Linked DNA regions of Homo sapiens: all the other regions are linked to region 2. Evidence: chromatin loops called from intact Hi-C (ENCODE). Cell type or tissue: OCI-LY7. All regions are shown on one strand. Region 1 overlaps PHF3 (PHD finger protein 3). Region 2 overlaps EYS (eyes shut homolog). Region 3 has its middle 27 kb from the start of PTP4A1.

Region 1 (8,000 bases), 74 kb before region 2:
ATAAATGATAGAAAGATGGATCTACTGAATTTACAAATATATCATCCTAGAACATTTAAAAAAGCATAGTCTGGCCAACAGCTGACATACATGGAAATATTTTGTCATTGTCACAGGTTAGACAGTGTAATTTAGCCACTGCATCTGCAAAAAAGCCAAACACTTCCTGGTAATTGGAAAATTGTTATACTGCTTTGGGTCTGTAAGTTATATATTAATTCATTTGGTGTGAGAAGAACTAGTAATAAAGTATGAAGGTCATAATGGAAATTCTATTTTTCTTTTGAAGTTTTTTTTTTTCTTAAAATGAAACATATTAAAGAACACCATTTCATAACTATCAAACTTTATCTTGCAGTGAAATTTGACAGCTAAACAATTGTTAGATTACCCAGGTCAACATGAAATAGAGTGAAAAACGTATTTCTTTTTTTGAATGTTTTAAATAATTTTTTGTGAATTCTAGTCTTTTTAAAATTTGAGATGATTTTAGCACTGACTTTCATCATTCTTTCTAGTATTCAGTGATTTGTAGTTTTATGACACTGCACCCCTCAATCCCCAATGTGTTTTTTGTTAGCTTTTTAAGAAAAGGAAAGCAAGAGATGAAGTGGAGTTTGCAGCTACCAGATTATTCTGTTCAAGTGTTCATATTGCTGTTGGAACTTCTTTCAATGCTGATATGATAAAAGAACATTATAATTTGTATATTATATTCTTCTTATCCTTATTCATGAAAGTGTGCTAGAGTGATTTTTCCCAGCACTATCTTAGTACATAAAAATGAAGCTCTTTAGGGAGGGACAATTTAGTAAAGTGTGTTGTAACATATTATTTTGGTGGTGTTAGGGTGATTGGGGAGATCGGAAAGGAGATGTTGGGGCTATTGTGTAAAATAAGTTTTATGTCAAAGTATTTCTTCATTTGTGATCCAGCCCGTGGCCTATTTTTAGCGTCAAGGGTTAGTTTATAACAATATATTCCAGTTTTTAAAAGTTGTCACTTGTTTGAATACAGTGCTACATTCACTGTCACTTACATGCTCTTAATTATATGGTTTTTTTATTTAAAACACCTTACTCAGCCAGGCGCAGTCGCATGCCTGTAATCCCAGCACTTTGGGAGGCTGAGGTGGGCGGTAGGCAGATCACTTGAGGTCAGGAGTTCGAGACCAGCCTGGCCAACATGGTGAAACCCCGTCTCTACTAAAAATACAAAAGTTAGCTGGGTGTGCTGGTGCATGCATATAATCCCAGCTATGTGGGAGACTGAGGCATGAGAATCACTTGAACCTGAGAAATGGAGGTTGCAGTGAGCCGACATTGAGCCACTGCACTCTAGCTGGTGACGAAGTGAGACTGTCTCCATAAATAAATGAACACATTACTCAAATATTCTGAAGTGGGCCTGCTGTTTTCAGGCAAAAGAGAATTAAGAGTTAGGTGGTGCTTTTAAGTGCTCCTTTAAACCAGCCTTTTTCTCTCTGCCAGAATCTTTAAAAAATTATCATGTGGACAGAGAGATGGAATAGGTGCCTTAAGTAAATGAATTTCTAACATGAAACTTTGGCATAGAGTTGGAAGCCATGTTAGTAAGTTATAATGTAACGTACTAACCTTGTAGATAAAGTTCCAGTCCAGTCTTCAGGAGTTTGCCCAGGCTTTTTAATGATGACTCATGCTTCACCAACATTTAATAATTTTCCTAAATTAAGAGTAGGTGTTAGTCCCTTTGTTGTTGTTTACTTGCTGCCACCTTTTGGATCTACTGTATAGAATCTAGAGTGTTTTTGCTCAAGTCTGTAGAATGACTTAGAATGTCAGGTGCATAGAGATTTTGGGTTTACACTCTGTAATTGATGTGAATAATTTAACATTGGAAACAATTATGGAAGCAGAATTTTCGATTACTTCAATTTTGTGAATTAAAGCCTTCCTGGCTAACACGGTGAAACCCCGTCTCTACTAAAAATACAAAAAATTAGCTGGGCGTGCTGGCGGGCGCCTGTAGTCCCAGCTACTTGGGAGGCTGAGGCAGGGGAATGGCGCGTGAACCCGGGAGGCGGAGCTTGCAGTGAGCCGAGATCATGCTACTCCACTTCAGCCTGGGTGACAGAGCAAGACTCCGTCTCAAAAAAAAAAAAAAAGCCTATGTAATTGTTTTTTTCCCCTCCCCTCCCCCTCCCCTCCCCCCTTCCCCTCCTCCCCCCTCCCCTCCTCCCCCCTCCCCTTCCCCTTCCGTTCCCCTCCTCCCCCTCCCCTTCCCCCTCCCTTCCCCTCCCCTCCTCTTCTCTTGTTTTTAAGACAAAGTCTCACTGTTGCCCAGGGGTGGAGAGCAGTGGTGTGATCTTGGCTGACTGAAACCTCCACCTCCTGAGTTCAAGTGATTCTCCTGCCTCGGCCTCCCAAGTAGCTGGGATTACGGGCAAATGCCACCATGCCCAGCTTATTTTGTATTTTTTGTAGAGATGGGGTTTCACCGTGTTGGCCAGGCTGGTCTCGAACTCCTGAATTCAGGTGATCCGCCCGCCTCAGCCTCCCAAAGTGCTGGGATTACAGGCACAAGCCATGGCGCCCAGCTGATTGTTGTTTTTACATATTAACTAGCCTTCACTACTACTGTGATTCTACTACTTTGATACATTGTGCTTGTATACATTTCGTTTACTCAGAAAATGCACCTGTCATGCAGGTTGCAATTTTCCTATTCTAATCCTTGTGTAAGAATATAAATTTATTAGAAAGGGCATGTTTGGAAATAATTTTGATCCTTCTCTTTGATTTCATGCACTAGATACATTGAAAGCTGTTTGTTAATATGACACATTTTCTAGCATTTGCAACAGCTTTGCCTCTGTAAAGACTATATAAACGCTTTATCATTTTACGTATTGCAGTTGAAGTTAGTTTCCTTGTGTGTGCTCCCAGTTGGAAATTATATTTTGTAATATAGCTGTGTCATGGCTAGATGTGATATTAATCATAAGCAACTTCTATGCATATCCTAAAGACAGTAGACCCTTAAAGAAGCAACATATGCTAGATTTTTATTGCTTCCTTTTATTTTCCTGATTCAAACTTACATCAAAGGTGTATGATTTTAAAGACCAGATTATTTAATCCTCTGATTTTTAAAATTAATGCAACTTTTGAACTTCTTTTAAACGTAAGTCAGTTGGCATTTTGTAAGGAGGAAGTCTTAGTTTTTTCATGTTATTTACCTTGTGGTTTCTGTTTTTCTACTTCTCCAGAAGATGCTTGAGTTTTTAGTTTGCATTACACTTTCTTGGCCCCAATTGTAGAAGACTAGTATATCAGATAATATTTAAAAAACAAACAGACTTAGAAAATGGATTTATAGCTTTCAAACAAGAAAACTTCTGAGAAGAAATTTTCTTCTAGAACAAATGATTCTATTTTTCTCTGCAGATTGTTAGTAACAAAAATGATTTAATGTTTATGTGACGTAGAATTCTCTGATCTTAGAAGAGTGAGTCTTTTCTCTCTCTCAAAAACTCTTAAAACTGCATTTTTTAACCTAAAATATAAACTATTAAGATACATCTGTAGATGGCACTAGAGTTTTGCTTTTTATAGCCTCTCAAGTTTGAATGAGACATTTCCAACTTGAAATGAGGCTTATTGAAAGAATTGCTTGATAAATTTCACGATCATCAAACCACTCTTCCCTGGTTGTGAAATAAAAATGTGAAAATTCCTTAATATGTGCTTTATATTTTGACCTTTAGGTTTGGATTTGGAACAATAGCATTATTTGTACTGTAGGTTTTTAAGTCATGTCTCACTGAAACTATCCCAGACTTGCTTTGAAGAAATCTTAATATACCTTTGATTGTGGAAGTAAAGGGAAATCATTAGCTTTCCTTCAGCATTTCAGAAACATTCATGTTAGACAGTTGCTTTCAAGAAATAGCAGTTAGCCCATTGTTAGGAAAGCTACAATGCTCATTACAAATAATCATTTTTAATATTTTAGCTTTGCAACTCGAAGTGGGAGAACTTTTAAACACCTGCATTTCAAGCTTTATTCCACTTTTGCTAGAATATCTGTATCATTATGGGCCCATCAAAAATCTCAAACCTGTAGGAATTATTTCTGTCTTCTAAACGTGTGTTAACATTGTTCGAAAGTTTTCTTGCTTGTCAACCCCAAATATTCTATATTATTTTTTTAAACCAAATTAATCCCTAGGGAAATGAGGACTTAACCTGCTAAAGCTAGCACAGGTATTACCAGCAAGGATAAAGAATGATAAGTTATAGATGTGATGAAGTCAAGTCTCAAGGCATAGTAGTGGTTTTATACACAATAGGCACATGAGGAAGAAGAAAAGGAAGTGCTGTTATTGAGGAATGAGGTATTTGGCAAGACTTTAAAAACACTGTAAGGATTGGAACTCACTCTTGTAGTTTTTACAGTTTTAACATTAAAACAGTACCTCTGGTATATTTTGAATTGACCATATCACCCAGTGTGTTACCTTCAATATCCTCTCTCTTGGATTACAGCTTTTTGAAAGGAGCTTGGTACTATTGGTGGTGCCACTATTATCAAAATCAGTAGCACGGTCTTTAGATTGTTAAAGTACATACCTAAATCCTTCTAAGTCTTTCAGCTGTATCATAAATTGCTAGCCTGAAGATGAAAAAAGGACAAAGTTAAGGATGGTTGTCTGAAAGCATTGCAGCTTTCCTAACCATGGGTTAAAAAGCAGGTAAATTAAATTGCTGTGTATATATCTCATTTGCTATTATTTTCAAAAGTAGTTATAGATACTCCTTTTAAACTGGAAAGATAGAAGCTTTTTTAGAGTCATACGTTTCACATCCCTGGACTTTTCCTATTGGTTAGTGAAGTTATTACTTAGCTAAAAGACAGTGATGGGAAAACTTTTATAAGGAGATTGGGAATTAAATCCAACCCAAGTACTAATATTTTTATGTTAAGATAGAATAGTGATCTTTATTTGGAAAAAGAAATTTATCTAAAACACATGGTCATTAGTAAGGAAGTCCTTTGAACTTAAAAGTACAGAAAAAGATTCTTTAGCTGAATCAGCGTGACACCATGAACCAGAATATTTTGAGGTTATCTAGGTAAGGTGGCTAATAAACAGTTTGAGAGGCTCCATCATGCTAGTTTTTGAGTTCCATTTTTGTTACTATTGTTGGTTTTTTCTTTTATTTAAAACGATTTGTTGGATAAACAATTCTTCCCAATTTTATATGTGATGTCACGTCTGTGGTGAGGTAGGTAGCTGTAACTTTGATGGATTGTCCGTGATGAAATTATTACCAAGATCTTACCACCCTTCTCAGTGGATAAATTTATTGTTAGTCTATACTTTGTTATTGTTTATAGTATTCAAGACTGACAAAGGCCAGTTGTCTTTTCTTCCTGATGGTTTATTGTCCCCTCCCTCCCCCAGCATTTTCTCATTCATACCAGAGGAGAAATATTTGAGGTCTTAAAGGTATCATTTTAATAGAATATTATTTTCTTTGAAAACTTGCTGTATGTTGAACTTATGGAACGGATAGAGATGGAAAACATGCAAAGTTTCAGAAAATCAGATATTGAAAATTTAATTTAGCCTCATTTTTGACATAGATTTTCTTGTTAAAAAAAGGGATAAAAGTTTTTTGGTGTTCTGTTTTCCAGGTTTATGGTTGGCTGTGGGAGATGTGATGACTGGTTTCATGGTGATTGTGTTGGGTTAAGTCTTTCTCAAGCACAGCAGATGGGCGAGGAAGACAAAGAATATGTCTGTGTAAAATGTTGTGCTGAAGAAGACAAAAAGACTGAAATACTAGATCCAGATACTTTGGAAAACCAAGCTACAGTTGAATTCCATAGTGGAGATAAAACAATGGAGTGTGAAAAGCTTGGATTATCAAAACACACAACAAATGATAGAACCAAATATATAGATGATACAGTGAAGCACAAGGTCAAAATTTTAAAACGGGTGAGCTCTTCATTAATGCATTATTTTGTTTATTTAAGAGCTTTTTGTATGGACTGACTGCAATAATTTTGAAATTTCTCTTTAGAAGTTTTAATGTTCTTTTACATTTTCAAATTTAGTTTTCCATGAAAGTGAATAGGTTTTTATTTAAAATTTTTTGTCAGTCTTGGTGAAATCAGATGGTGACTTTTAGAATATGCAGGCCTTATCTCTTACAGTCTTTTTTGCCATTTCTAGCCCCTAGTTTGGTACTTGAATTTTCTGTTGTAGGATGTGTGTGGATCTTGTGGCCATTAAGTGTAAATTGTGCTTGCTAAGTTGTTTTAAAAAAGCTTTTCAGTCCATAAATATCTACCAGCCCTTTGACCATTTGGCATTATTTTTTTGACTACCTTCTGAAAGTATTTTCTAAATAGAAATTTCAAGATATTTAGGCTTTAATAGGAGAAATGTATAAAGGACACGGCATTTTATCTGATTAAATTTTCTTTCCTCATTGTCTACCTTTTTATTACCTATCACTTTTTTAGTCGTTAATTTGTTATTCTTATAGAATACTGATAGAGAGGAGAAACAGTGGCAACACATGTATGTGGTTAGGCAAGTATAATCCAAAACGCAAAGAACATGAATCTTAGAGTTGGAGCTTTAGAAATCTTTTGGTCCAATCATTTTGATTTATTAATATGCCTTACAACATTTCTAGGAAGTGATGATCTAGTTTCTGTTTGAAATCCATTGCAAGGGGATACATCTTCATTTTTAAGCATCTAATTGTCAGAAAGTTGATCAGTTTGAGCTGAAATTTGCATCCCTGAATTGAAGCCTCCTTATTAAAACTTAATTTCTCTGCAACACGATATGGAAGTTAATTTAGATTGAAGAGCATGAGGATGTGTTCTCCAGAATCTTACCTATTAACAAATCCGTTTCTTTCAGGCATTCCTTGTACGACAAATCTGGATTAAGTTCTAGTTTGTCATATCCTTGTGGCATCTAATATTTTTTGTCTGTCAAGACTTTTTGAAAATCAGATTCTGTCCTTCTGATACGTGTTATTACTTTGTTGATTTGATCATCAAAGTAATTGATAATATGGATCTGAGAGCCACAATGAGAACAGTTTATAGCATGTCTTTGGAAAACTTCTATTTATTATTAACTAGTATTAATAATCACCTCTTACGTACAGCTTCTTGGCCATATACATATGCAGTACAATGAGAAATATAGCTCATTGTATTGACCATAGCTGAGTTGTCTCTGTCTTGCTTAAAAAGACATCATAAAGGCTGAGTGCAGTGGCTCACACCTGTAATCCTAGCACTTTGGGAGGCTGAGGTGGGCGGATCGCCTGAGGCCAGGAGTTTGAGACCAGCCTGGGCAACATGGTGAAACCCCGTCTCTACTAAAATACAAAAATTAGCCGAGCATGGTGGTGCATGCCTGTAATCCCAGCTGCTTGGGAGGCTGAGGCAGGAGAATCGCTTGAACCTGACGGAGGTTGTAGTGAGCTGGGATTGTGCCACTTTATTCCAGCTTGGGCAAAAGAGTGAAACTCCGTCTCATAAATAAATGAAAAGACATCATAAAACGTTAACAATTTTAACATTTTGAGAACCTCTTTATCCAGTCTGTATCAGAAAAGAATCTGAGGTGAGTCTGATTTTGTAAATGTGTGCACCATACAAGTGATCACTGCTTCCTTTTCTTTTTGATGTGAACTGTTGACTCTCTCTTGGACTTGTCTGATGTTAGTTTATGGAATCTGCTTTTCTTATCCCTAGATTTTTATGTTGAACTATTTATTGAGTTTCTGTTGTGTGGCATAGCACTACGTGCCTTGGGTGTATAATATTGAAGTATATTCCTGCTCTCAAGAATGTCTAGTTGCAGACAAAAACCAGACAAATAAATAAAAAATTAGAGGATTCTTAGTCTAGAGAAAAGCACTATTTTGATTGTACCCTATTTTAAAACCTGAGTATATGTCTGACTATATAGCGTTCCT
Region 2 (8,000 bases):
GAAGGGCTTGAAGAATTGAACATCTCCATTAGTAAGAATCAGTTTCAATGGAAATCAGGGACTGGTTGGACCATAAAGAATTGTTGGCATGAGAAAAATGTTTAAGTAGTTTGAACATTTGCCTGTTTCATGCAAAATGACCATGTGTGTGGGTTTCTTTATCTTATGGAATTAGAAATGAGTGAAAAGAAAATTATACTATGAATGGAAAAAATGTGAAAACAAAAAAGGAAACATTTTCAATATTTGCTGGGTTAAAAGTAAAAAACTCACACATTATGGAATCTAACTTGCTATATGTCATTGGTGCACAATAGCTAGAATTTAGTATTTAAACTAGTCCATGAAAAAAGCAATTTACCAATAATATGAGGAAAAAGTAAACTGAGAGGAGATTTTATGATTTAGGAGAGGTTATATGTATAGTTGTAAATCATAAGTTATAACAGGAAAGATAGCTATAACATAAATGAGCAAATAAGCAAGACTTGAGTATATGAGAAAAGTAACTGGACATATTGCCTATCTTGCAAAATGTGTGAACCAGAATTCTTGGTATAATATTTTAATGAGTACTCTGGATTCTAAAGTATTCTAACCAAATTGTTATTTTATAGAATATCAAGGTATATCTTTGGTTAACTTTGTGTTAGAATTCTATGTGGATGTCACCCATTTTCTGGCACCTTTAATGAAATCTTCTAGACTTTCTTTCTGTAAAATCTCATTACTCTGACTATTCCAATATCTATGTACATATGTATGTATGTATGTATATCTATCTATCTATCTATCTATCTATCTATCTATCTATCTATCTATCTATCTAATCTTCTATCTATACATCCATTCATCTATCTTCATCTGCCCTCTATATAATCTATTTATATACATCCACACACCCACACAAATTTTGGGTTAATCTATCTTTCAAACTTTCACTGTCTGAGCCTTTAAGCATCAAAACTGTGGCTTGCCCTATTGTTAAATTCACTAGCCCTTACGTTACTTGTCATATTATTTATTTCCATTTCTAAAAGCTATTCCTTTGGGAGTTATAAAGGTACTCATCTTGGTTAATTTTTGAGTACTCTGCCTTTCACTAAGGAACTATTCTATGAAAACCATCATAATCAGTTTTTATTATTGCTATTAAGTTTAAATATTTAACCGATTTTTTTTTTTTTTTTGCTCTGCACTATATGATGGATGCTAGATACTCAACAGACATGGTCACTGCCCTCAGTTCTATGAAAGACAATCAGGAAAGGCTTCCCTAAATTAGCAAGGTGAAGTGATAGCACCTGGTATGGAGGAGAAGATGAAAGCATTCTAGGCAGAGGGAAGCAACACAAAATCTCTACTCCAGGAAAGAGTGTGGCATATTCTAGGAATTAAGAAACACAATTTCTTAAAGATCAAGATTGATCCCTAATGTCACTATGAGAGACTGATTTATGTAAGCCAGATACAAAACTTCATCTCATTATTTCATAATCACACTCTTAAGACATGATTAAACATTTTTTCCCATAAACTACTATTATTCTAACCCTCAAATGTCTTCCATTTATTAACAATTTTGACTTTTGGACAGTTAAACCTAAGTAGAATATCAAGGAATATAGGAATAAAATGTTTGCATTAATATATTTGATAAAGTGATCTAGAAATATTATTTTTTTCTTACACATATGAATATGATACTACAATAAAACATCCAAATAATGCAAAGGTGGATATAGCACAATTGGTGATTGACTCCTGTACTCTTTTTATCCCAGCCTCTGTTTCTAAAATAGGGAAGAGAGAGCTAAAGCTTCATCTTCTGGGTGGTGGGTGAGGCAGGATAGAGAAATAGTAGATAGTCCAGTCTCAGGAAGCTAGGATATGGCAGGTGGGTCCTTATGTCCCTTTATTTTCCTGGCTTAATCTCTCCAACTTCCTTAACTGGGAGTTTCCTGGATTCCCTAATGCTATTCTGGAAGTCCCAGCCAGGTATTAAAGAGAAGGTAGCTCAGATCTAGAAATACCATTATCCCTTAGCCACAGCCCAGCTTGGGAGCACCCAGAGATTGCTGAGCTCTTTTAGAGGCACTACCATAAGTTGCCCCAGTAGTTAGGACACTGTTGCTTCTTACTGTTACTACTTGACTTGGGGCCATTTCTCCTCTCTAATTTCCCTCTGAAGCTGATGGCCTTGTGATATTTCTGACAGTTTTGAGTGAGATGGAAAATACAGATAGGAGAGGCTCCCAGAGATGAAGTCTTGATCTGGAACTGAGTTATGAACTTAAGCTCACTTGACTTAACTGCATTTAGCACAAAACATTTAGAACATCTACACAAAATAGAGAATTTAGAGTTAATAAATTAAAGCAATACTAAAAGCCATATTTTTTGTACTACTGAATTTTAAGTACTAGTCTATCTGTGAAGTATAATGTCAAATATACTAGAAAAAGAGGACAGTGGATTTGAATTTTATTATATGTACTTTTTTACTTCTCAAAAAGAAAACTGACTTTGAAGTTCCTAATTTTAGTTATATTTGTGGACAGCAAAATGATTTGAAATTCTGCCTCACCTTGTTCACAGTAGATTCCAGTGGTTCCTAGAGGACAGAAACAGGTGTATCCATGAGGTAATGAAATGCAGGTTGCTCCTCTGCTACAGTGGTGTGGAGGGTCATGTTCAGGATCACAGGTAGAAACTGTCTCTGTGCAGAATGATCCTTTCCACCCAGTGGTACAATTGCAGCTGTGGGTTGAGAGAAAGCCGCATGGTTTGAGCACTTGTTTAGAGATGGATACATACTATGTATTGCCCTGATGCTAACTTGTCAATTTTAACTGAAGTTCCAAGAGATCAAAATGAATTGTGATTCAAACCCTAAATTGTCAAAGGAAAGAGTTAATAACTGGTTATAGGATTACTGGACTCCACACCAAAGACTTTAAACGATTCAGAGTGTAAAAATTGAAAGAGAATTTTTTGAGAATTGTTTCTTCAGACAAAATTGCATTGTAAGTCTCTCTCCCAACTCCCACACCACCACCTAAAGAAAAAGCTGTGCATGGTGTTGCTGTCTCCTAACTTCAAGCCTAGTGAAAAGAGATTCAGCAGGACCACTTGGAGAGCTTGGTGTGTTTTTCCCTGGCATTGGCAAACTCACAGGCTCAGCTCCTGGGGTTGCCAAAAGAGCTGCAAACATACTGGAGACAAGTCAAACGTGAGTGAATCCCAGGAAAGGGATGTTCATAGTCAGGAACAATAGCTTGAGGACATATAAAAATGAATCTTGACCAAGAGGTGTCCCTCTAGCTAAAGATACAGTGGCAGTAAGTGGTTTCTGGCTAGAGCAGAAGCTGAGGGGTAATGGGGAATACTCAGCTGAAAGAGACACCTTGTCTGGGTTTAGAGAGTGATATTGGGAGGAGCCCAGCAGAAAACTTTCTGATAGACCCATCAAAGGCAGAGTTGTCAGATAAAATGCAGAGCATCTAGTTAAATTTAAACATAAGTTAAATAATAACTTTTCTTAGTAGAAGTATGTCCTGATATGGTTTGGCTGTGTCCCCACCCAAATCTCATCTTGAATTGTAGTTGGCATAATCCCCATGTGTTGTGGGAGGGACCAGGTGGAGAAAATTGACTCATGGGGGAGGTTTCCCCCATCCTGTTCTCATGGTAATGAGTTAGTTCTCATGAGATCTGATGGTTTTATAAGGGGCTTCCTTCTTCAATGGGCGCTCATTCTTCTCCTTCCTGCCACCATGTTAGGAAGGACATGTTTGCTTCCCCTTCCACCATGATGTAAGTTTTCTGAGGCCTCCCCAGCCATGCTGAACTGTGAGTCAATTAAACCTCTTTCCTTTATAAATTACCCAGTTTCAAGTATGTCTTTATTAGCAGCCTGAGAACGGACTAATACATGTCCCATGCAATATATGAACTTTAAATAAATAATATTTGAGATTTTATTGTTATATCTTGTTATATATATATATATATATATATATATATATTTGATAAACTGTTGTTTGTCAGGGCACCGTGTGTTTATTTTGCCCCCTCCGGCCTCCCTCCCTCCCTCACTCCCTGCCTGCCTTTCTCCCTTTCTCCCTTTCTTCCTTCCCTTTCTCTCCCCACCATCCCCCTTTCTTTCTTCTGAAAACACTACACTAAAGAGTACATGAGAGAAAGGGTTAACTTAAAATTCCTGTCAGAGCCAGAGAGCAATAAACCACCGTGCCAGTCTAAAAAGCGCATTCTAGAATGGGTATGAGGTATAGGGATCAGAATCTGTTAAGCTGGAGGACAGCAGCTGATCACACCTTCCCAGACCTTTTATTTATGTCATAGACTTTTATATGCTTGTTACACCTAAATTAATAGTTGTGCAAAAAACGGAAAATTGTATAGGGTTCTCTAAAATGGAGACAAACAAAATACAGAATTAATCTGCTACAAAATTGCATATTTTGAAGATTATTTTTGAAGATCACAAAGAGTATAGAATGTACAAAGACCTCATACACAAAAAAGGAAATCAGTAACTAATTTCACAAAAGAAATAAAACTATAGTAAAAATTCTTATTAAAGAATTTTTAAACGTGATGCTGTCATTACTTTTTAAAGTGACGATTGCGCCATCTAGTGGTTCATTTTATATCTACTTGAAAAAAGCTTAAAATTATTCTCACTGCCTTATAGACAGAGCTCACAATGGTAAAATATTTTATTTAATTCACTTACACTTTATTGTATATATTTAAGGTATATAGCATAGTGTTATGGGAATAAAACACTTGCTTGGATATTAAAGTAGATAAATCACATTAAGCATAATTTAATATAGATGCCAAAATCTTATTTGAAAAAATAACAAATCGGAGCCTCATATAGTTTGTCTCAGAATTTTTAGGTCTGAAACAATTAGCTATATGTTTAATATATAATTAGTTATTATATAATTCTAATGAGAATGATTTTGTGCAAGGTCAGATTTTTCTTTTTGTTCCTTGGTTTCTATAGCACCCTGTGAAATAGAGATAATAAAAAAATTTCAAGCCTTCATTAGTTATTCTCTACTTTGGGTGATATTTTTCTAACCCTTGATGTTAATTCATTAATATTTCTTCCCTTAACCACATATACTACTCTGCCCTGAGGAGGAGTAGATTTTGTAGAAGTATGTGTGTGAGGTGAGGTGTCTATATAATGGGCAATGTAAAAACAAAACAGAGGTAGGTATCTATTTAAAGAATGTTTATTATTTTTTACAGGCTAGCTGTCTGTGCTTATCTTAGGATTGAGCATAGTATTGTGCTTGATACTGAGATTCTACAACACAGGAGGCTCCATTTTTGACCTCATGGACTTCTGTATTTTGGAGAAATCAGATTAGTAAGGAGACAATTTTAATAAAATGGGACAAGTTCTAAAATGGGTATTATGGTATCCTGTGGATGGGCATCTAAGTAATTTTAGTGAATTACTTAGGGAAGGCTTAGGAAAGGCCGCCAGAGTGAGATTTGCCCGTATAAATGTATGCACTGAAAGGAGGTGTCAAAGGACTTTGAACAGCAGGCTCAGGCAGTTCAACTTTTTTTTTTTTAAAACTATTTATTAACTTTTGTGGGTACATAGTAGGTGTACATATTTCTGGGGTACATGACATGTTTTGGTATAGGCAGGCAATGTGTGATGATCACATCATGGAAAATAGGGTATCCATACCCTCAAGCATTTATCCTTTGTGTTACAAACAATCCAATTATACTTCCTTAGTTATTTTAAAATGTACAATTAAATTATTATTGACTATAGTCACCCTGTTGTGCTATCCAATACTAGTCCTTGCTCATTCATTCTCACTAGTTTTTTGTACCCATTAACCATCCCCACCTCCCTGTTACCTACCACCGTTCTCAGCCTCTAGTGACCATCCTTCTGCTCTCTATCTCCATGAGTTCAACTGTTTTGATTTTTAGAACCCACAAATAAGTGAGAATATGTGATGTTTGCCTTTCTGTGCCTGGCTTCAGTTCAACTTTCAAGTGACATGACAGGTGTATAGAAAATGACACAAATGAGGAGGCACATTTTAAGAATATTGATCTGTTATGTGTAGGATGACTGCATAGTGTAACAATAAGCTCTCTGGTGACGTAATTTTAATCTTAGTGAGATCTTAGCATATTTTTTTTGCTACTAGAAAAGGGGCCAGCAACCTTTTTCTGTAAAGGGCAAGGCAGTTTACAGTTTTGCTTTGTGGGCCATATAGACACTGTTGCAATAACCGAACTCTGCCATTGTTGAAAGCAGCCACAGAAAACACACAAATGGGTGTGGCTGTATTCCAATGAATTTTAGTTACACAAATAGGTGGTAGGCCAGATTTGGCCCATCTACCATAGTTTTCTGACCCCGGCACTCTAGACCATTAATTCCGTAAGAGCAGAGATAGGGTCTGTTTTGTTTTTTATTATTGTCTCAAGGCCCCAAACAGTTCTTGGTTTATTGTAAGTTTTCATTGACTATTCATGGAATAAACACACAAATGAATAAATATAATAGGTCATGGCTGGGATAAGAAAGCAGATGGAGGCAAAAGTCCTGAATAGGAAAATTGCTGTGGGGATGCAGAGGTTGAAGTAGATGTGAGAGGCATTTTCAAGGCTTTGGTAAGTGTGTTAGTATGAAAGAGGAAAAATTATAGTAATGACAAACATTATTTGTCACTTACCATGTGCCAGGCAGTCTTCTAACCTTTCTAGTTTCTCTATTATGTTATAAGAAGGGTACTAGCATCATCCTCATTTTTCAGAGAAGGAATCTAAGGAAGAGAGAGGTTAAGTCTGCTAATGAGCGAGGAAATCCACCTTTTAGTCACCATTTTATGTCTCTCAATCCTGTGGAAATGTTGGGACCATGAAAGAGTATGGTGTTGTTAGTGAAATAGGGACAACTGGATAGCAATATAGTAAAGGGAAAACATAAAGAATCCACTTTTATAAGCTTTATTCCTGGGATGGAGACTGGTTCAACATACACAAATTGATAAATTTGATTCACCACATAAATAGAATTAAAAGCAAAAACCATATCATGTCCTCAATAGATGCAGAAAAGACTTTGATAAAATTCAACTTTCTTTTGTGTTAAAAACCCTCAACAATTAGGCATTGAAGGAACATACTTCAAAATAATGAGAGCAGTCTATGACAAATCCACAGCCCAACATCATCCTGAACGGGTGAAAGATCGAACCATTCCCCTTGAGAACTGCAACAAGACAAGGATGCCCACTCTCACCACTCCTATTCAACACAGTAATGGAAGTGCTAGCCCAAGCAATCAGGCAAGAGAAAGAAGAAAAGATATCCAGATAGAAAGAGAGGAATTCAAGCTATCTCTCCTTGCAGATGATACTATTCTATACTGAGAAAATCCCATGGCCTCTGCCAAAAGGCTCTTAGAACTCATAAATAACTTCAGTAAAATTTCAGAATATAAAATCGCTGTACAAAAATCAGTAGCATGCCTATACACCAATTACATCCAAGGTGAGAACCAAAGCAAGAATGAAATCCCATTTACAGTAGCCACAAAAAGAATAAAGTACCTAGGAATACGGAACCAAGGAGGTGAAAGATCTTTACAATGAGAATTACAAAACACTGATAAAGGAAATCAGAGATAACACAAACAAATGAAAAAAGATTTCCTGCTCATGGAAAGGAAGAATCAATATGGTTAAAATGGCTATACTGACAAAAACAATTTACAGATTCAATGTTATTCCTATCAAACTACCAACATAATTTTTCACAGAATTAAAATATTCTAAAATTCATATGGAAACAAAAAAGAGGCTAAATAGCTGAAATGATCCTAAGCAAAAAGAACAAGGCCGGAGACATCACACTCCCTAACTTCAAACTATACTACAAGCCTACAGTAACCAAAATAGCATGGCACTGGTGCAGAAACA
Region 3 (8,000 bases), 160 kb before region 2:
TTTTGTTTTTTTAGTAGAGGCAGGATTTCGCCATGTTGGTCAGGCTGGTCTTGAACTCCTGACCTCAGGTGATCCACCTGCCTCGGCCTCCCAAAGTTCTGGGATTACAGGCATGAGCCACCTCGCTCGGCCAATAAAATACAATTTTAAAAAAGAAAACTACATTTTGTATGACTTTATCTATATGAAATGTCCAGAACAGACAAATCTATGGACACAAAAAGTAGATGGTGTTTGCCTAGGAATGGTGAAAGTGAAGGAACATGGAAGAGGGCGGCCGTGATGGCTAAGAGATGCAGAATTTCTTTTCGGGGTGATGAAAATATTCTAATATTGATTGTGGTGGTGGTTACACAACTTTGTGAATATTGTGGGAGACATTGAGTTGTACACTGTAAATGGACGAACCATACAGTATGTGAATTATACCTCAGTAAAGTTGTTTTAAAAATTCCAATGGCAGAATCAAGATAATTTTTTAAATTATCTATTTTGGATGTACATACTCCACATGATCTGAATATTTCTATGCTTTTGCAATAATTTTAAATGAAAGGAGAATGAAGGAAATGCCTAACTTTTCAAATAGTTTGTAAATTAATCTAACACATTTGCATTTTAGAGAACATCATAATGACTTTTCTATACAAGTTAATCTGAAATTCATGAAATAGACACAAATTCTGTATCCATGCACAAAAGTGAAGATAAGAAATAAGACAATTTTCAGGAACATTCCCTTAAACATTCTCCTCTGATTTAACCTGGCTTGCCTTACCATGGCAATAGAGAAATCACTAAAACATGCTGTTTAACAGGAAAAAAGTCTCTCAATTTCTGTGAGGAGTGATGTATGATTCTGATCTCTCCTAAGGGTAAATATTATAATATTATATCAAAAAATTATGTAATTATAAGCAAAAGTGGCAGAAAGAAAGTCAGAGTTTAAGAAGTAAGTGCATTATACTGGCCAGGCATGGTGGCTCACTCCCGTAATCCCAGCACTTTGGGAGGCTGATGTAGGCAGATGGCTTGAGACCAGGAGTTCAAGACCAGCCTGGGCAACATGGCAAAACCCCTCTCTACAAAAAATACAAAACTTAGATGGGCATGGTGGTCTGTGCCTATAGTCCCAGCTATTATGGAGGCTAAAGTGGGAGGACAGCTTGAGCCTGGGAGGCAGAAGTTGCAGTGAGCCAAGATTGCAACACTGTACTCCAGGCTGGGCGATAGAGGGAGATCCAGTCTCAAAAAATAAGTGGAAAAAAATAAGTGCACTATAAAGATAATTAAACTGTAGTATAAAATAAACTATACTGAGACTGGGTGCTGTGGCTCATGCCTGTAATCCCAACAATTTGGGAGGTCAAGGCAGGCAGATCACTTGAGGTCAGGAGTTCGAGACCAGCCTGGCCAACATGATAAAACCCCATCTCTACTAAAAATACAAAAATTAGCTGAGCATGGTGATGTGCAACTGTAATCCCAGCTACTCAGAGAGCTGAGCCTTGAGAATCGCTTGAACACAGGAGGGGGTGGTTGCAGTGAGCTGAGATCCTTGCCACTGCACTCCAGCCTGGGTGACAAAGTGAGACCCTCTCTCACAAAAAAAAAAAAAATTAATTATAATGAAAATACAAAAAAAAAATAATGTTACAATATCATACTGATACTTCCAACTCAAATTCAGAACTACAGGGATTTTTTTAAAGATTTTAATTGTTTTTAATTGACAATTATATATATTTGTGGGGTACAATGTGATGTTTTGATATATCTACGTATTGTAAAATGATTAAATTAAGCTAATTAAATCCATCACCTCACATACTTACCATTTTTTGTGGTATATTTAAAATTTGCCCTGTTAGCAATTTTGAAAGATACATTATTAACTATAGTCACCATGCTGTGCGATATATCTCAAAAACATGTTTTCTAACTGAAACTTTGTACCCTTTGACCATCTCTCCATGTTCCCACCCCCATAATTAATTATATTAATCATGCAATTAATTATATAATTAATTATATTAATCATGCAATTAATTATATAATTAATTATATTAATCATGCAATTAATTATATAAGTAATTAAATAAGGCTAATTCATTAGGTGCCCCACAAAGGAATAGTTATTTCTTGAGCTCTGTGCCACGTGGTTTAGTAGCTCATTCAGAATGGCTTTACTTCCAGTAACTAAGGAATAGAGAATAGCTGTTGTATTATTATTCCTAGATTTAGTCAAATAACTTGTTTAAACTCTGGTAACTCTTAGTGATGTTAGATGATGAAAATCAAGTGGGAAATTTAGTCATATTTCCATCTATTCCATCGGTCATGCTTGAATGAGATAATTTGGATGAATAAATCTTGATTGCCAATCCCTCAGCATTTCTACCTTCTTCCTTATACAGAACACTGATTTGCTCAGGCACTGTGAAATATTAAGAGAATGAATCATGTTTGATCCAAGCAGTGGTTCTCAACCCTGGCTGCACATTATAATCTCTGCGAAAGCATTTTACAAATATTGAGCCACAGCACCACCCCAAAACAATTCGATCAGAATCGTTGCAAGTTGGGTGCGGGTGCAAATACGTTTTAAAATGTTCCCTGTTGTGCAGCCAAGGACAGGACCACAAGTCTGAGCCAATCATGGCAATTTAGCTCCTTTATCAGTGACCAGGGGAAGATGCCTGATCTGACCTAGGAGACTTAGAGGGGAATTCTGTTAGAGGCTTCTGGTAAAAACAACATTCTTTCCTGAAACAAGAGAAGATTGTATGGAGAAAGACTTGTAAGTACCCGTGCGCTTGCTTGCTGCTTGGAGCAACGTCAGGTGAGTAGGGAACGCTCGGTTGTGGTGGCCATTTGCAACTATCAGGGAAGACACCTGAAGCAATAAAGACAGCCGAGCACGAAGATCGAAGAGTTCCAAGAGACACTGTAATGATAATGAGAATAACTAATTTACTATAGGAATTAGGACTTACACGAATATGAAAAGAGTTGCAAAAGTGAAGGTCTGGAAGGGAGAGTCAGAGAATCAGAGAAATAGGCTGAAGAGTCCACTGAAGCACTGATGTGAGTAACAAACTGCAGCTGGCCGAGAAATCCAGGAAATCAAGCGTGACCAGTTGCCAAAGTGGGACTGCAAAGAGCGTATTCATGGAGGGTCTCGAAATTGCCATCTCTGGGGAAAGGTTCGTCTTTGTGTAGCTATCGCCTACACCCTGGGTCAGGGGCTGTTATTGATCAGCCGAACCAGCAGGTGGCAAGAGAGGCAAGACACAGAATGGAGAACAGCAGGACAAGCTGGGACTCGCAGCATCTGTCTCTACCTGTCGCCCGGTTTCACAGCAATGACCTTTTGAGCACAGTCGCTTCAGTTTCATTCACTTTTCAAATCTCATACACATTCCTCTTTTGTTCAATTCTAACCTAGAACCATATAGGGAAGAGGATTCTGGGAAATGTAGTTCCCATCCTTAGCCAAGAAATGGGATAAACAAGCAAGTTATAATCCTTATGGAAAGTCTAAATTTCGTGGTTAAAAATCATCAATAAAGTCAAGTTTGAGATAATACCAGCTGAGTACTTCTCAGAACCTTGCCGTCTCCATTATTTATAAATGCAAATCAATTTCTTTACATTTGTAGGCCCATGCTTCTTTTTAAGTTCTGGTACTTCCCTCTTACAGAGATAAATTGGTAATAAGCACACACTATCGACAAAGAGTAAAGGTTAGGGACAAAAATTCAAAGGCTAAGAAGGATTTAAAAAATTAAAATTTGAAGAAGCAGATTGATGTTAAAAATAAAGATTGATGGGAATTAAAACATTCAATAGATAGGAAAAACAGACTGAAGTAGGAATTAAAAACAGGAAACTTCTACTTTTAAATGTGTTGAGGTTAAAAAGTAGAGAGAAGCAAACCAAAAAACGGGGAAAGAGAGAAAAAAGCGGGGAGAGACGGTACAAGGGAGAAAGACTGCAATACGTTTGAGTTCCTGGTTCCAGATACCTTTGATGCTAACTGTACTGCTGATCTTAATAGGGTTTTTTGGTTTTATTTGGTTTGGTTTTTGAGACAGTGTCTCACTCTGTTGCCCAGGCTGGAGTACAATGGTGACATCTCGGCTCACTGCCACCTCCGCCTCCCGGGTTCAAGCAATTATCCTGTCTCAGCCTCCTGAGTAGCTGGGATTACAGGCACATGCCACAACGCTCAGCTAATTTTTGTATTTTTAGTAGAGACAGGGTTTCACCATGTTGGTCAAGCTAGTCTTGAACTCCCGACCTCTGGTGATCTGCCCTCCTCGGCCTCCCAAAGTGCTGGGATTACAGGCGTGAGCCACCGTGCTCAGCCAGGGTTTGTTTAAATGAGCCAACAAATCCCCATTTTTTGCCCAAACTAGTTCCCTAAACTGGGGTTTTTTGATTTACAAACAAGAGTAATAATGGATTTTATTAGACAAATACTCTTGGAAATTTACCCAGTTATTTATTGCACTAATTTTAGTTAAATGAATGTTTTAATTTTTTTTTTAACGTTTGATTTGGTTATTTTCCAATTGATTTTTAATCCTTCCTCCTTGGAAATCCTGCTTTCTATTCTTCCTTTAAAGGTAGTAATTCCAAGATTTGAAGAATGATAATAATACTATATAGAAGTAATTCCTAGGACTATATGATATGCAATACCTCAAAACTAATCACACTTGTTCTTCAACTATACAGTGGATAAAAAATTCAGAGACGTAGTCTAGTATTTTGAAGACAGCACATTATCATTTATGCCAAGAAGAAAACGTCATGACTCAAAAAGTGAAACTAGTAAAGCTTTTAGGCAAAGCTCTAAGGGGAAGAGTATTCTGTACTGCCTTACAAAGTAAGTATACTTCCTGTTTGTGGGAAGAACAATGAAGAGAATACAAGGGCGTCCAATGTTGGTTCACTTTATGAAAACCCAACATTTTTAAAAATTGTGTTATTATTATTGCTATCATTTTGAGACGGAGTCTCACTCTGTCGAGCTCTGTCGCCCAGGCTGGAGTGCAGTGGTATGATCTTGGCTCATTGCAACCTCCGCCTCCTGGGTTCAAGCGATTCTCCTGCCTCAGCCTCCAGAGTAGCTGGGACTACAGGCACCCACCACCATGCCCAGCTAATTTTTGTATTTTTAGTAGAGACGGGGGTTTCACCATGTTGCCCAGGATGGTCTCGATCTCTTGACCTCGTGATCCGCCTGCCTCGGCCTCCCAAAGTGCTGGGATTACAGGCATGAGCCACCATGCCTGGCCTTTTTTTTTTTTTTTTTTTGTAACACAGAGTCTCACTCTGTCTGTCAGGCTGGAGTGCAGTGGCGTGACCTCGGCTCACCGAAACCTCCACCTCCCGGGTTGAAGCGATTCTCCTGCCTCAGCCTCCTGAGTAGCTGGGATTACAGGCACCGCTACCACACCTGGCTAATTTTTTTTTGTAATTTTAGTAGAGGCGGAATTTCACCATGTTGGCCAGGTGAAAACCCAGGGTAAGAATGCTCAGCTGCTGCAGAATAGTCATCTGTTCAACTAACGTTAATTGTTCCCTCTTGAGGTACAAAACACTACCAGAGACCAGACCCAAGGGACTATGTATGTGGAAAGAAGAAACTGGAAGCTTCCAATTGGTACTAACAAAATTTCAGAATCTGGAGGCTAGCAACTGATCCCAAACTCTTTTTTGTTTGTTTTTCATTGGAGAGTGAGAGTGAAAGAGGACAAGTCAGAGAAGGAGAAGCAATTTTTTTTTTTTTTCCTTAAGACAGGATCTATCTCTGTCACCCAGGCTGAAGTGCAGTGGTGAGATCATAGCTCACTGCAGTCTCCATCTCCTGGGCCCAAGCAATCCTCCTGGCTCAGCCTCCTGGGTAGATGGGACTACAGGCACACACCACCACACCCAGCTAATTTTTTATTTTTTGTAGAGATGGGGTCTCACTATGTTGCCCAGGCTGGTCTCAAACTCCTGGGCTCAAGTGTTCCTCCCTCCTCAGCCTCCCAGAGTGCTGGGATTACAGGTGTGAGCTGCCTTGCATGGCCTGTTTTATAGTTTTAAAAAAATTGATACATAATAATTGTACATATTTATAGGGTCCATGTGATATTTTGATGCATGCATATAATGTATAATGATCAAATCAGGGTAATCAGGATATCCATCACCTCAAACATTTATCATTTCTTTATGTTGAGAACATTTCAAATCTTCTTGTGCAGCTATTTTGAAATACACAATAAATTATTTTTAACTATACTCACTCTTCTATCCTCTTTTCTACATGTTTCACTTATGTATTGTGGTATTAAGAAAACACTCCAAAACTTAATGGCTTAAAACAACAATCATTTCCTTATCTCTCATGGTTTCTGTGGGTCAGAAATTCAGGAAAGCCTTGGTTAGATGGTTCTGGCTTGGGTTTCTAATGCAATTGTAGTGAGACACTGACTGTACCAATGAAGGGCTGAAGCAACTGGGGGCAGGTCAAGCATCTCTCTCCAAGTAGTCTCAGGGTCTCTTTATATGAGCTACTTTAGGCTTCCTCAAAGTATGGCAGCCTCAGAATATTTAGGCTGCTTATATGTGGGTGGCATCCCTCAGTGTGATCCTTAGAGATCAAGGTGAACATGTGGCATATTTATTACCTATCCTTAGATGTCACATGGCATCCCTCTGCCATATGCTTTTGGTCAAGGCAGTCACAAAGACTTGCCCAGGTTGGAGAGGAGAAGTCATAACCTACACCCCATCTCTCAATGGGAAGAAAGAAAATGTATGGTAAGAAGAGAGGTGAGATAAAAGATACTGTTGTGGCCACATTTGGAAAATATAATCTGCCACACTGCACCTACCCTTTAACATGTATTTTGTTTTTAGTGCTTCTGAATTGTCCTCAGCACTGTTTAAACCGAATTTCATCTTCATTGTTATAAATATCCACTGGTGAGTAATAAGACAAATGAAAGACAGTGTGTTTTTTCTAAGGCTCCACATCCAACCAACAATAGCCATGCCCATGTCTGTAAACTCCCACCAATCCCCTCTCTATTCCTATTTGAAAATAACTGGAATTAATGAGTTTTATTTTGATAAAGGTCCCTGCAAACCATAGCAGTCACTTTATTGCCTATCTAATATACCAATTTTATGGGCCATATACTATAGGCAAACCACAATATATCAGTAGAATATTACAGTTAAATAAGCATCAAAATATTGATGCATATACTAGATTTTATTATAATTTTCACTTTTTCCAGTGGCTTTGGAATCTTGCTACACTTTCAGAAATATAAGAACTTCTAGAATGGGAATATGAGTGACTTATTTCCTTTAGTCTTTTTTTGTGTTTTGTGCTCTTCAAATTTTTCTATAATAAAGCATTTATTAATTTTCTTTTGTTGTTGTTGTTTTCTGAGATGGAGTCTCACTCTATCACCCAGGCTGGGGTGCAGTGGCATGATCTCGGTTCACTGCAACCTCCACCTCTCAGGTTCAAGTGATTCTCGTGCCTCAGCCTCCCAAGTAGCTGGGATTACAGGTGTGTGCAACCACGCCCAGTAAATTTTTATATTTTTATTAGGCACAGGGTTTCACCGTGTTGGCCAGGCTGGTCTCGAATTCTTGACCTTAGGTGATTCACCCACCTCGGCCTCCCAAACTGCTGGGATTACAGGCCTGAGCCACTGCGCCTGGCCGTTACTTTTCAATCACGAAAAAAATAAAGTGAAATAATAAAAAGAATAATAAAATAGTGAAATAATAAAAAGAATTGCCCTTGGGACCTTCTTTAGTTACTTTTCTTTTTATCTTTTTACATTATGAAACACTATTCACGTAGCAAAAAGTATGAAAATAAAAAGGGTACATTATGAAACACTATTCACGTAGCAAAAAGTACGAAAATAAAAAGGGCTAGGCACAGTGGCTCACGCCTGCAATCCCAGTAATTTGGG

Evidence for each region. A loop is a pair of places that touch in the nucleus more often than their neighbours do. Peaks named below come from ENCODE experiments on the same cell type or tissue, not always from the same donor. Only the 100,000 strongest peaks of a DNase experiment are listed, where the experiment ranks them.
Region 1: a loop joins it to region 2, with 6 times the contacts of the local background. A loop is called at or near these places in 5 of 110 quality-filtered maps.
Region 3: it touches region 2 in a loop (9-fold over the local background); 101 of 110 quality-filtered maps call a loop at or near these places.

The regions. Positions count from the first base shown.
Region 1 is chr6:63,686,055-63,694,054 of GRCh38, forward strand. PHF3 (PHD finger protein 3) reads left to right here. Exons shown (of 16, transcript NM_001370348.2): 5 at 5,683-5,989. Among named protein-coding and RNA genes, the nearest start is that of PHF3, 54 kb to the left of the region's middle. In OCI-LY7, CTCF peaks have their summits at 3,567 and 3,769; no DNase peak of the experiment used is centred here; H3K4me3 peaks cover 260 bases; H3K27ac peaks cover 2,408 bases.
Region 2 is chr6:63,759,874-63,767,873 of GRCh38, forward strand. It overlaps EYS (eyes shut homolog), which reads right to left. Exons shown (of 43, transcript NM_001142800.2): 41 at 2,588-2,760. Among named protein-coding and RNA genes, the nearest start is that of SCAT8, 43 kb to the right of the region's middle. In OCI-LY7, CTCF peaks have their summits at 4,641 (motif pointing left) and 4,850; a DNase peak (open chromatin) is centred at 4,668.
Region 3 is chr6:63,595,476-63,603,475 of GRCh38, forward strand. No RefSeq gene overlaps it. Among named protein-coding and RNA genes, the nearest start is that of PTP4A1, 27 kb to the left of the region's middle. RefSeq lists enhancers at 2,967-3,126, 3,207-3,266. In OCI-LY7, CTCF peaks have their summits at 3,272 (motif pointing right) and 3,472; a DNase peak (open chromatin) is centred at 3,296; H3K4me3 peaks cover 1,350 bases; H3K27ac peaks cover 676 bases.